Regions from separate parts of the Homo sapiens genome. Here regions 2 and 3 are each linked to region 1. A link is a contact called in ENCODE Hi-C data. All regions are on one chromosome and are shown on one strand. The core of a region is the stretch at or near the end of the contact, and the rest is flanking DNA. Distances in the headings are between cores, read along the strand shown. Region 1 holds the start of STARD3NL (STARD3 N-terminal like). Region 2 holds the start of GPR141 (G protein-coupled receptor 141). Region 3 has its middle 62 kb from the start of NME8.

The links. Hi-C counts contacts between places; a loop is a spot of excess contacts on that map. Pooled maps may share reads with other maps.
Region 2: a pooled map shows a loop between it and region 1 (4-fold over the local background). The contact joins the promoter of GPR141 here to the promoter of STARD3NL in region 1. A Hi-C loop is called at or near these places in 6 of 37 single-sample maps with no recorded cell type and 4 of 50 pooled maps.
Region 3: a map with no recorded cell type shows a loop between it and region 1 (4-fold over the local background). The contact joins the enhancer-like site here to the promoter of STARD3NL in region 1. A Hi-C loop is called at or near these places in 16 of 37 single-sample maps with no recorded cell type and 5 of 50 pooled maps.

What each region holds. Positions count from the first base shown.
Region 1 is chr7:38,176,643-38,180,538 of GRCh38, reverse strand. It overlaps STARD3NL (STARD3 N-terminal like), which reads right to left and starts at 2,294. Exons shown (of 9, transcript NM_032016.4): 1 at 2,119-2,294. RefSeq lists a silencer at 2,038-2,317 and an enhancer at 2,568-2,647.
Region 2 is chr7:37,681,490-37,685,385 of GRCh38, reverse strand. It overlaps GPR141 (G protein-coupled receptor 141), which reads right to left and starts at 1,620. Exons shown (of 3, transcript NM_001381946.1): 1 at 1,483-1,620. RefSeq lists an enhancer at 3,558-3,617.
Region 3 is chr7:37,784,853-37,788,748 of GRCh38, reverse strand. No RefSeq gene overlaps it. Among named protein-coding and RNA genes, the nearest start is that of NME8, 62 kb to the left of the region's middle. Within about 2 kb of position 1,893, at least 3 of the 41 ENCODE cell types and tissues checked have a DNase peak (open chromatin) inside an H3K27ac peak, as active enhancers do.

The DNA of each region.
Region 1 (3,896 bases), core at 1,045-3,544:
TGGCATATCGTAGGTACTAAAAAAAGGCAAGCGTTATGTTCCTGGTCAGTAATACAAGCTCTAATGAAGAACAATAATCCACTTGCCAATGCAGCTTCCTAGAATTTGGCTTGGAGAAGAGCAGGGACCAACTGCCACTGCTTTCCAAGTGGAAGGCAGGTACAGGTAATAAGAAAGAGTATTCACGGTTGGAAGTAGAAAGGATTAAAAGCAGGGAGCTTAAGAAAAAGCAAAGACTTTGAGTTCTGCATATAACAATGGAAAGGAAACAAACTACATCGGATAAGGTGCTGAAGGAAACAAGATCTTTTCATTAAGAGGGCCTCTGGAGAAAAAATATATACACAATAAATTACTGCAATGATTTCATAACCAAAACAAAGCAGAAAGTTGGCTAGAGTTTATGAGTATCACTAAAAGAAAACAAGACTCTGCAGTACACAAATTATCTTTCCCTTGCCTGCCTGTAAGGCTCACATGGGATACAAGATGATCCAATCCCTGTACACCTCTCCAGTGTCACCTCTGACCACTGTCTCCTCACCTCACCCTCCCCTAGGTTCACTCAGCTCCAGCCACACGGGCTTCCCTCTGTCCCTGGAACATGCCAAGTTCATTCTTCCTTTAGCTCCTTTACACTGTTTATATCTGCCTAGAAACTTCCAGCCCATTTTCTCATGGCTGACTCAGCTAAACATTCAGCTATCACCCAAAATGTCACCTCGTGTTACCTCCTTAGGGAGGTCTTCCCTGACCATCCCATTTCTCCATACAACCCAGTCACTCTCAAACTCTCTACCCAGTAGTATCTTTTCTGACATTTATTCCTATCTAAACTTGTCTCTTTGATTTACATGTTTATTATATTCTCCAACAAAAGTTAAAGTCTTTGAGGGTATGGGCCTTATCTAAATTGCTCACTACTCAATCTCTAAAACCTAAAACAATGAGTGGCATAGACAATCACTCAGGCAAACTGTCCATTGAATAAATCCAAATGATGTTAATCACCATCCTTCTGTGAACATAAGTAAGGTAATATCCCTCAGAGGCTGTTTCATTTCATTTCTTTCATGCAGTTTTAGGCAATGCAATAATGCAGTTTTAAAAGACCAATGTTTGAGACAGTTAGATTTTAAAGACAGTGACTTCTACACGACAACATATTGTATGTTTTCATTTTATGAACATGAATAATCCACCACCTTATCAGAATCCATCAATAAAACAAGGATACCATAAGTCGTTTTGTGAGATCCTGCTTCTAGAAAGAGGCGTATGGGTAGATATGGTATACAGACGGGAATTACCTTTCAGAATTCTTCCTAACAAGGAAATGTGGCAAACTGGACTAATTCCAGTAAAGATTTAATTAGACCCGTTACTTGGTTACCTTGCTAAACTTATCCAAACTAGTACTGTGTCAAGTGATGAATTCAGTGATTCCATCTGTGAAATAGAAGACAAATGACACAGTGAACAAAGAAAAGTTCCACAATGTCCACCCATGTTTGAACTAAAAGAGAGGGGGAAAAATCCCTAACCCTAAATCAAAAGTATTCAAGCAACTAAGATTTCAAACAATGGCGAGATATCTACGAGTAGGTGAAGCAGTTAACTGAAACCACAGGGAGAACATTCATGATTCGTGCTTTCTTTCTTTTTTTTTTTTTTGAACACGACTTTTCTCAATGAATAGAAGAGACTCACAACCGCCTGTGTCTGGACAACCCACGCATTACACCCAGTCACCAATTCTTGGTCCTTCTTGGGGGCCCATGGCGCCAGCCCGGGGCCGACCCCACCGGGGACTCCTCAGGGTCCGCAGGCTGGAGGAATGAGGACACTCCCGCTACCTATATCCATCCCTGAATCCCGGCCCACGCCGTGGGAGCAGCGGGGCTCAGCATTCTGCAACTTCACTCTTGTGTCCATTATGAGCACAGCCTGCCTCGCCCCTCCTCCTCCCCTGGAGGCTCGCGCAGGACTCAGGAAACAGAACAGGACCAGGATATGGCCTCCGTCCGCGGGTCCCCTGTACGCCCCCATGTAAGTCATCTGACCCAGGAGACTCAGTTTTCCAACCTGTCAAATAGGGGAACGAGAAACCCAGCCTACCTTAACGGGTGGTTCCTGGCCGGCCGCCCCAGGCTGGCCCGGGAACTGCGGATCCGCGGTCGCGCCCCGGCCTGAGGGGCGGGGCTTGGCGGGGCGTGACCGGGACCCAGTCCAGCGGACAACGCGCAGCCCACCGCCCGCACCCAGCAGCCCCGGGACCTCCGGCCCGTGACGTCAGCACGCTGACGTCGACGCACACAGCTCGCATCTCGCTCGAGGGACCAAAGACCCGACTGGTTCCTGAGTGCCTCCATAGAGGAGCCAACCTATTGGCCAGATGACATGTCAATCTTCTACTGACCAGTAAACGACGCGGGAAGGAGGGAGAGGGCGAGCCGGTCTGCCTGTAGGAATGGGTGGGAAATCTGGGCATCCAGCTTTGAAACACGGAGCTGGTTGGACTTTCCCGCATTGTGCATCGCACGGTTTAACAAGCGCCCGCTTCCTCTTCGTCCGCGTTTCTGCGCCTTCCGCTTCCCTTCAGTTATTCGGTGGGGGTTTATGCTCCAGCTCGTGGGAAAATGTCATGGAAATGGGTTTCAGGGCCTCTTGGGCACCTCATGCTGAGCCCTCCAGGAATAAAAACAGGGCATACCATTTCTATGTCGGTACTCAGCTCAAGAGTCACCTCTTCTAACTCTCACTTCCCCCAGACCTATTTAGGATACCTTTTCTCAGCGCTCCTAGTTCATAACTAACATCTCTAAGCGGTAGTCACATTTAATTATATCTATATGTCTGTTTTCACACGAAGTTAGGCACCTTTTATTGTTTTATTTAAAATTTAATTAAACTTTTCTCCCAACGGATGCTACACTTATTCACATTTTTAGAAGTACAGAGGTATACAGTGAACATTCTTTGGATCCCCATTTCATTATTTGTATATTTTTCCAAAGTCATTCTAAGTACCGTTATTAATTTTAAATTACACAAGTAAGATTTTGTCCATGCGAAAAAAAAAAAAAGCTTAAACGTTACAATTATGCTTATATCCCTTTTAGGCCCTAATTACAAACCCAGTCTGTAGATGATGACTCCTAGTTCCTGTGCATTTGCAAGTGTAGATGTTACTTTTTTACACTTAGCATTGAAATCTTTCCATATCTGTATATAAATCTACCTCATTCTCTGAAAATGCTGCATGTCCTCAGAACCAATATGTGTATATATATACATACATAATTAATGTACCATTCCCCCACCCTCACGTTTGTTTATTAATATTATTATGAGAAGCAATGGTACCATAAATATATATGTAGATGCCTTTTTGTACTTAGGTCCAAGTATTTCTCTAGAGTGCAGATACCAACAAGAGAATGTACTGGATCACAGAGTTTGCACGATGTAAATCCTTAATAGATTTCACTGATTTGCTCCCCTGAGTAGTTGTTTTAACTTACATTCCCACTGCTAGTATTTGAGCAATTTTTCCCTGTATCCTCGCCAATACTGATAAAATACAATTTAAAAAAATTTTATAAACTGATAGATGTGAAAACCTTTTAAAGCATAACACATATACAAAATAAGTGTAATAATCATAAGTGCTTGTCTTAGTGACAGTGTGAACAAACTTGTGTAACCACCGCCTCACAGCAAAATTTTAAATGTTTACCAGCAATTTAGAAGCTTTCCTCATGCTCAGTCTTAGTCATTATACCCCTACACACAGATAGGCACAATTCTGAATCCTACCACCCAATTAGTTTTGCCTGCTTCTGAATGTTTATAAATAGTCATACATAATACGCACTCTTATGTGGCTCTTTTTG
Region 2 (3,896 bases), core at 371-2,870, 490 kb after region 1:
GCAGGCAGGCAGGCAGGCAGGAAGGAAGGAGGGAGGGAGAGAAACACACACACGCACAAAAGGAAGAAAAGAAAAACACACACTTACATTTTTGCATGCAATTTCAGAGGATTGGTGTATCAATCTAAAGACCATCCAGGAACTCCCTTAGCTGAGCATCTCTTATCCAGTCTACAACTTCCATTTTATAATTGTTGAAAATCATTGCTAGAAGAATAGTTGGAAAATTGTGTCACCTAAGCCAAAGCTGGCTCACTTCTTGTTTTTATACAGCCTGTGAGCTACGAATGGTTTTTATAGTTTTAAATGGTTATGTAAGTACCAATATATTAGCCTCAGTTCTACCTCTTGGCTTGCAAAGCCTAAAATATTTACTATCAAGGCTTTTGTAGAAAAAGTTTGCCAACCCCTGGTCTGGAATCCTTAGACAATATTCCCCCAAATTATGCAGCCAATTACTAGAAAACAGAGGACTAGAATTCACACCACCTGATTCCTCATCCATTGGTCTTCCCATTACTTCTATTGACTGATTAAAATCCTAATTAACTGATTTAAACCCAATAAAACAGAAAACAAAGACATGTAATTCTGGAGTACTTAATAAGTAATTTCTCAGATAAGTAATTGTGCAGTTATGTAGAACGCTGAAGTCCAGAGAATTAAGTGACCTATCAAAAGTCATATAACAAATTTGTAAAAGAAACAAAATTAAATGCCTATATTCAGGTTAGGCATTACTGACTTATTGTTTAAAAACTTTGCATTATATTTCATTCCACATATTTGAAAAATATTACTTCTTGGAAGTAGAAAATACTGGTATAGAAAGTATTTTACTTAAAGTAAAATTATTTGAACAGATGTTGTTCTTTTTATTTATCTTATTTAAGAAGTTATTTTCAGATCCTTCCTGTTAAGTAGTACTTTAAAAGTGGGATGGAAAGAATTATAATTACCATTATTTCACATGTTATTTTGAATATACTTCTTTTAGAAATTTCTAAGTACTTGATTGCTTACAGATTGTTTCCTTCTATTGACTAGGGCTGCCTGAATAGTTTCAAACTCTATCTGAAAATAATGCAGTAATAGAGTTAAAGGATTTTCATAACAAAAGGAAATTAAGACATCACTTAAAAGATAAGCATTTGAATAATTATACACAAATTCAATAGTGCCAACTGCTCTAAAAAATTCTATGATATGTTTAGCTGGTTTTTTGACAGAGAGATTCTGAAATCATTTTTGTTCACATTTACCCATAAATATTAGGTTTTACTTTCAGAGCAGCATATCCTAAGCAGTAAGAATAGAACAATTCTTTCTATAAAGGAGGAGTTGTGGTCAGAGAATAAGCTTGCTTTTTAGAGCAGAACCATTTGAAGATTCTGAATTAGGACTATGCCAACAAATTAAGTGTGCTTTATTTCTATAGCACTTTCATTCATGTCTCCCCAAACCTAAGTCATCTGCACTTACCTTGAAAATCCAGATTTCTCAGTGATGGCTACAGAGATGGGCCACATGTCTGCCTTCCAAATAGGATTCTGTTTCAACAGCAGGGCAGCTGGGTCATTTCCATGCTCTGCATGCATTTGCAAAGGCTCTGGACAGCTCACCAAGCAAAAGGAAGTGAATGTGTTCTAAGTTCCTCAGAATGTCAACAGACCATAAAACCTCAAAACCATTTGAAACACAATAGTCTTGAAAAACCAAGCTCTTAAACATGAGTAGTCCAGGTTGCAAACTACAGAGAGGCCAATTGTCAAGAAATATTTATGAAGGATTGATGACTACGATGAATCAAGTTTTTAAAATGTTCTTCAAACTAAATTTTGTAGAGAATGGGGAACAAAGTGGTATTATCAAAAACAAAAAGGGAAGGTAAACTGTGTATTGTTCTTCTGGTGAAGGAATATGTGTAATATTTCCTTTCAGTAAGGAGAAAATTTCCAGAGTTGCTCTATACCTCACTGGTAACTTAGGGCTCCCACTTTTATAATTGTGTTAATTAGCTGTCACTGATAAATGGCATTGACTGGGATATGGCACTATAATTATGTCATTTAATTAGAATTAAGAGAGAAAATATTTAAAATCAGAGTGTGCTATAGGGGCAGGGGAGGGGAGTAAATCGTCACAGCTTAACTTTTTAGACTGTCAACATTATCTCCAGAAGAAGCTGCCCATACAGTCATAGAGATGCACTGCAAGTATTGAGAAAAAAAAACATCAGTTCCTCAAACTGCTTGAACTTTCCTACCATTTGATGACCACTCTATAAATTAGGATTTTATAAACTTTCTAATTATGTAAATCGGTGGTCCCCAACCTTTTTTGGCACCAGGGAAAGGTTTCATGGAAGACAATTTTTCCACAGACAGGGGTGGGGATGTTTTCTGGATGATTCAAGCACATTACATTTATTGCGCACTTTATTTCAATTGTTATTACATGATAATATATAATGAAATAATTATACAACTCATCATAATGTAGAATCAGTGGAAGCCCTGAGGTTGTTTTTCTGCAACTAGATGGTCCCATTTGGGGGTGATGGAAGACAATGATAGATCATCAGACATTAGATTCTCATAAGGAACACTGCAACCTAGATCCCTAGCATGGACAATTCAACAATAAGGTTCATGCTCCCATGAGAATCTAATGCCGCTGCTGATCTAACAGGAGGTGGAGCTCAGGCAGTAATGCAAGTGATGGGGAGCAGCTGTAAATATAGACGAAACTTTGCTGGCCCACTCGTGCACTGCTCCGCTCCTTCTGTACAGCCCAGTTCCTAACAGGCCACGAACCACTGCTGGTCTGTGGCCCAGGGGTTGAGAACTCCTGATGTAGACAGCATGTTAATATTATATAGAAATTGGTCAATTAAAAAGTACTAATTTATTAAATATCAACATTTTCAACATTCCCCTATTTTTAAAATCCATTGTGACATTTCACTATTTCAAAAAGAAATTTTAAAAGGCATCAAAATGATACTGGCCCTGGGTTCTTTCTATTTTAAGGTCCCTAAGTAGAATGATAACTTTGGTAATTTGGGGTGATTCCTGGTATTCTTTACAGTGCTAAAACACTCATTATTTTAGGCGAAATTTTTGCAGTTCTGTTTTCATCAGTATTCACATTTCTTACTCCAAACATAATGTTCTAAGTGCTTCCAACTTTGTTTCTTAGTTTGAAGAGAAGGCCTCTGCATCAGGAAACTCTTCAATTTCAGCAGATGTGCGTTCTTTCTGCCATATGAGTTAAAATGCTATCTGCTTCAAAATAACTCATGCTAGAGATATTTCAAGCTTTATTAGTTGTAGAGAAGATTGTTGCTGACAAACCCTCCTGCTGAGAGCAGCTTACAAAAATGAACAGAATGCAAAACCTATAAGTTTGAAGGCTTCAGAAAGCTGCCCAGGCAATGACACCTTGAAGAAATAAAATCCCCAGAAGACAGGAAGTACAAATCAGTGAATCTGATTTTCAACTCCTGAGTACTTTTTACTCAAGGCACTGCTGATTTGAAACTGGACACTGAGAGGTGAAGAAACAGGTGAAATACAGTGGCTAAGATGCTCAGAAGTTAAGGAAATCTAGTTTAAGAAGCAAACAGAGACCACCAAGGAGGTGGTGCCCTTATAATTACCTCAAATTTTCAGTTAGGACCCCTGAAGGGCTACACCCTAGGAGACAGCATGTGCTAAAAATATTGTACCATCACAAAGTGGGAGCCCAATTTCAAATCACCTAAATTGCTGAATTAGGTAGACAATCACTGAATAGATAGGAGATTTGCCATCGTCATAACGACCTCCTCACACACATCAAGCAAAAGTAAATACTCTCTGGAGGACGATAACACTAACCAGATCAATGAATTG
Region 3 (3,896 bases), core at 644-3,143, 390 kb after region 1:
ACACCCTGTGATATTATTTCTAATATTTTGGGAGTATATTCCTCCTAATATCACAGTTGGTGTACACCTGGTGATGTTATTCGTAATATCTTAGAAGGGTATTCCTCCTAATATTACAGTGGGTTTACACCAGGTGATATTATTTGTAATATCTTAGGGGGATATTCCTCCTAATATCACAGTGTGTGTATACCTTTTGATATTATTCCTAATATCTTAAGGGACATTACTCCTAATATCACAGTGGGTGTACACCTGGTGTGTACACCCGTTGGTATTATTCATAATATCTTAGAAGGCTATTACTCCTAATATCACAGTAAATGTACACCAGCGTGTATATCTGGTGATATTATTCATAATATCTTAGGAAGATATTTTTTATAATATCACAGTGGAGGTACACCCTGTTATATTATTCTTAATATCTTTGGGGAATGTTCTTCCTAATATCACAGTGGATGTACACCCTGTCATATTATTCGTAATATCTTAGGGGGACATTACTACGAATACCTCACGGTGTGTACACCCTGTAATATTATTCATAATATCTTAGGGAGATATTACTCCTAATATCACAGTGGGTGCACACTCTGTGAAATCATTCATAATATCTTAGAAGGATGTTACTCCTAATATTAAAGTGGGTGTACACCCTGTGTTATTATTCATAATATCTTAGGGGGATATTATTCCTAATAATACAGTTTGTGTACAACTTGTGTGTATGCCCTGTGATATTATTTGTAATGTATTAGTTGCTTATTACTCCTAATATCACAGTGGGTGTACACCTTGTGATATTATTTGTAATATCTTAGTGAGATATTACTCCTAATATCACCAATGTTGTACACCCTGTGTCATTATTCGTAATATATTAGGGGAATATTACTCCTAATATTCCAGTGGGTGTACACTCGGTTTGTACACCATGTGACATTATTTGTAATATCTTATGGGGATATTACTCCTAATATCATAGTGGATGTACACCTGTTGTGTACATCCTGTGACATTATTTGGAATATCTTATGGGGATATTGCTCCTAATATCACAGTGGGTGTGATATTATACCCTGTGATATTATTCATAATATCCTAGGGGGAATTTACTCCTAATATCACAGTGGATGTACACCGTGTGATATTTTTCATAGTATTTCAGGGGAATATTACTCCTAATATTATCTTTTATAAGGATATAATTTACCATAGTCATTTGCTAATCATGATCAGGGCAGGCAATGAGAGCAGTTTACTGGAACCAAGACTTCGCTAACCTCAACAGTCTTTAAAACCATGTGAAAAATGAGGAAGCGAGAGAATAGCTTTAGACTGAAGGCTCACAAGGAGGAACAGTGAAAATGAAGAGCCCAGATGAGCCATCCCAGCCACAAAGGAATGTTTATCTCTACAGTTAGTGGTGAAACACATTCGAGAATATTCTCATAAGTAAATGCTTCATTTTCACTCTCAATGTCTTATTTTCAGAAATATTTCTTATTAAAATGAAACACTTAAAAGGTATTTTTCAATGCTGTTTCTCATTGTACTTTTATGTATTGCCCCAAATGTTTCACATTCAGAATGAAAACGACCTGTGGCATGACTTCCTGTGAGACTTTTGTATTCTCAGCAGTAAGCGTCCAATATTTATAACTATAATTTTCCATTTTCAAAGGTCCCTTCTCTCATCAACTGCCATTTGGACATATGGTTTTCTTTGAAGTCCAATCCTCTGGTGATGTAACTTCAACAATGAGGGTTGTTTTCCTCAAAAGTTTTTAATTTTCATATGTCAACCTTCTCACTTTCTGCCCTAACTTCACAGTCATCTGTAGCTGTGCTAAGACATCAAGGCATACTTTTGAGGAAGTATTGGGTGACTACACCCTAAAGATGGAAGGAACTAGCAGTTACAGGAAAACTCAGCACCAAATCATATTATTGCTCAGCTACAGGAATTCAAAAGGACAAAAATGCATAATGCAAGTGCGTTATGGCCTACGTTTAGGTAACAACTGATAAAGTTCTCATTTGCTTTGGAAAAGAGTAAGTATTGTCCCCACCTGTGCCATCTGCTCCACAATCATCCAACAGTGCTTGTGGCCACAGAGATGTAAAACAACAGAATCCAAATGTTATGGAGCCATATGCTTAATTATTTCAAAAAAAGCTCTCAATAAAAGATAAGATTTTAATTCTTATTATCAAAATCAAATATGTACCAATTCAACTCAGCTGGAAAATTTCACATGAAACCAATTTTTCAACTAATTTTAAACAACTCTACTTAAATGAAATTAATTCAAAAATATAAAACCTGGGTTATAGTCCTGAATTTGGACGTATTATCTGACAGTTCCTTATTTTTCAGATAAAACGTGTTCCTGGAATCTTCAGGAGAATGTATGTTCCCATAGAAACCGTGCTATATTTAGGGATTGCTTGTCTAACAAAGGACAAACTAAGAAATAAGTTAGATGTGACCAAGAGTGGAGTATAAAAATAAAAATCAGCTACAATTTGGAACTATGACCAACACAAACTTTAATTGTTCACATTGATGATATTACGATTTCAAAGTACTAAAATCTGTACATATTGCATTTGCAACACAGCTAGAAGAATGCAGGTGTTTCATATATTTTCTTACTATACTCAGAATTCAGCACTTTTTTCTTGGGTAGTGCCAAGATTTTAAAGAAAACTAACAATTCCTTAATACGAGAGCTCAGAAATAATTTACTCCAGAATAATATAATTCTCTTATTTAAGAGATGAAGCCACCCCAATTCGGAGTTTAGGAATTTACCACAAGGCCACAGGGCTACTTAGGGAGAAGATAAAGATGAAAACCAGGGTTTGTGTTCCAAGTCTTTATTTCCACTGCCCCATGATGTACACATGGCAAGGAATTTGAGATAGTCTCTGGCAGACACATTAACTATCTATGGCTTCATTTTCCACCTTCTTTTTGCTATCTGGAATCTTATTTTTGAGTTGGAACTTAACCTTTAAGTAGAAGTTTATTTTTAAATCCTAGAGAATTAAAATTCTTTAAACATAATTATTTTCCCCCTCTAAACTGTTAAATTAAAACATTAACATAAATGATTAGCCTAATTTCATTTTCAGAAGACAAAGTCAATCTGTCCTCGGCTGAGGCAAGTCCAAAGCAAATGCTGCTGGAGATGCCACCAACTTGCTCACTTCTCCTTTTCCATGGAAGTGCCATTTGAAATGGCCATTGCTGGGCAATCTCTGCTCCTGAAAGAATGGGTGGAGGTCACTTTTCTTCTCTAGAGTCCTTAAATTGCCACTCTGAAGTATTTTTAGGAAAGTGGTAACAAAATCTGCAACTGCCAATTTCCAAACCTGTTTACACTCAAAAGTCATTAGCCAAAAACTTGAGATGCCAGGCTTGGTGCCCTGTTTGATCTAAAAAATCCCAGAGTCTTAGCCAACCTAGAAACTAGGAGTAGTGTGTAGGCTCTTCACACTAGGCACCTACATTCATAAAGTATCTCTCTTTATTCATCTTTCCTTCTCTGCGTATGTGCATGTCTCACTCTGTCTCACTCTTGATTGAATGTATCCATGCTCTGGGATGCTTCCAAAGTGTTAAGATACACAGTGCCCTAAAAAGGCCATCTTTGGAATTTGGAGAACCCTCCAGCTGTAGTGGATTTGAGATGGTCACGTTGGGTGGCAGAGCTGGTTAAGAAAGGAGGATAAACTGAGAATCTCAGAGCCAGGGCATTTCAGTGCTTTCCACTCAGGCTGACTCTCTGGGTTCTGTTGCTAAAGTATTTTACAGGGAAGAAACAGAACCCAGAGAGGTAGCCTGAGGAGAAACCACAAAACGGAGATTTCCCAGCAATGGTACA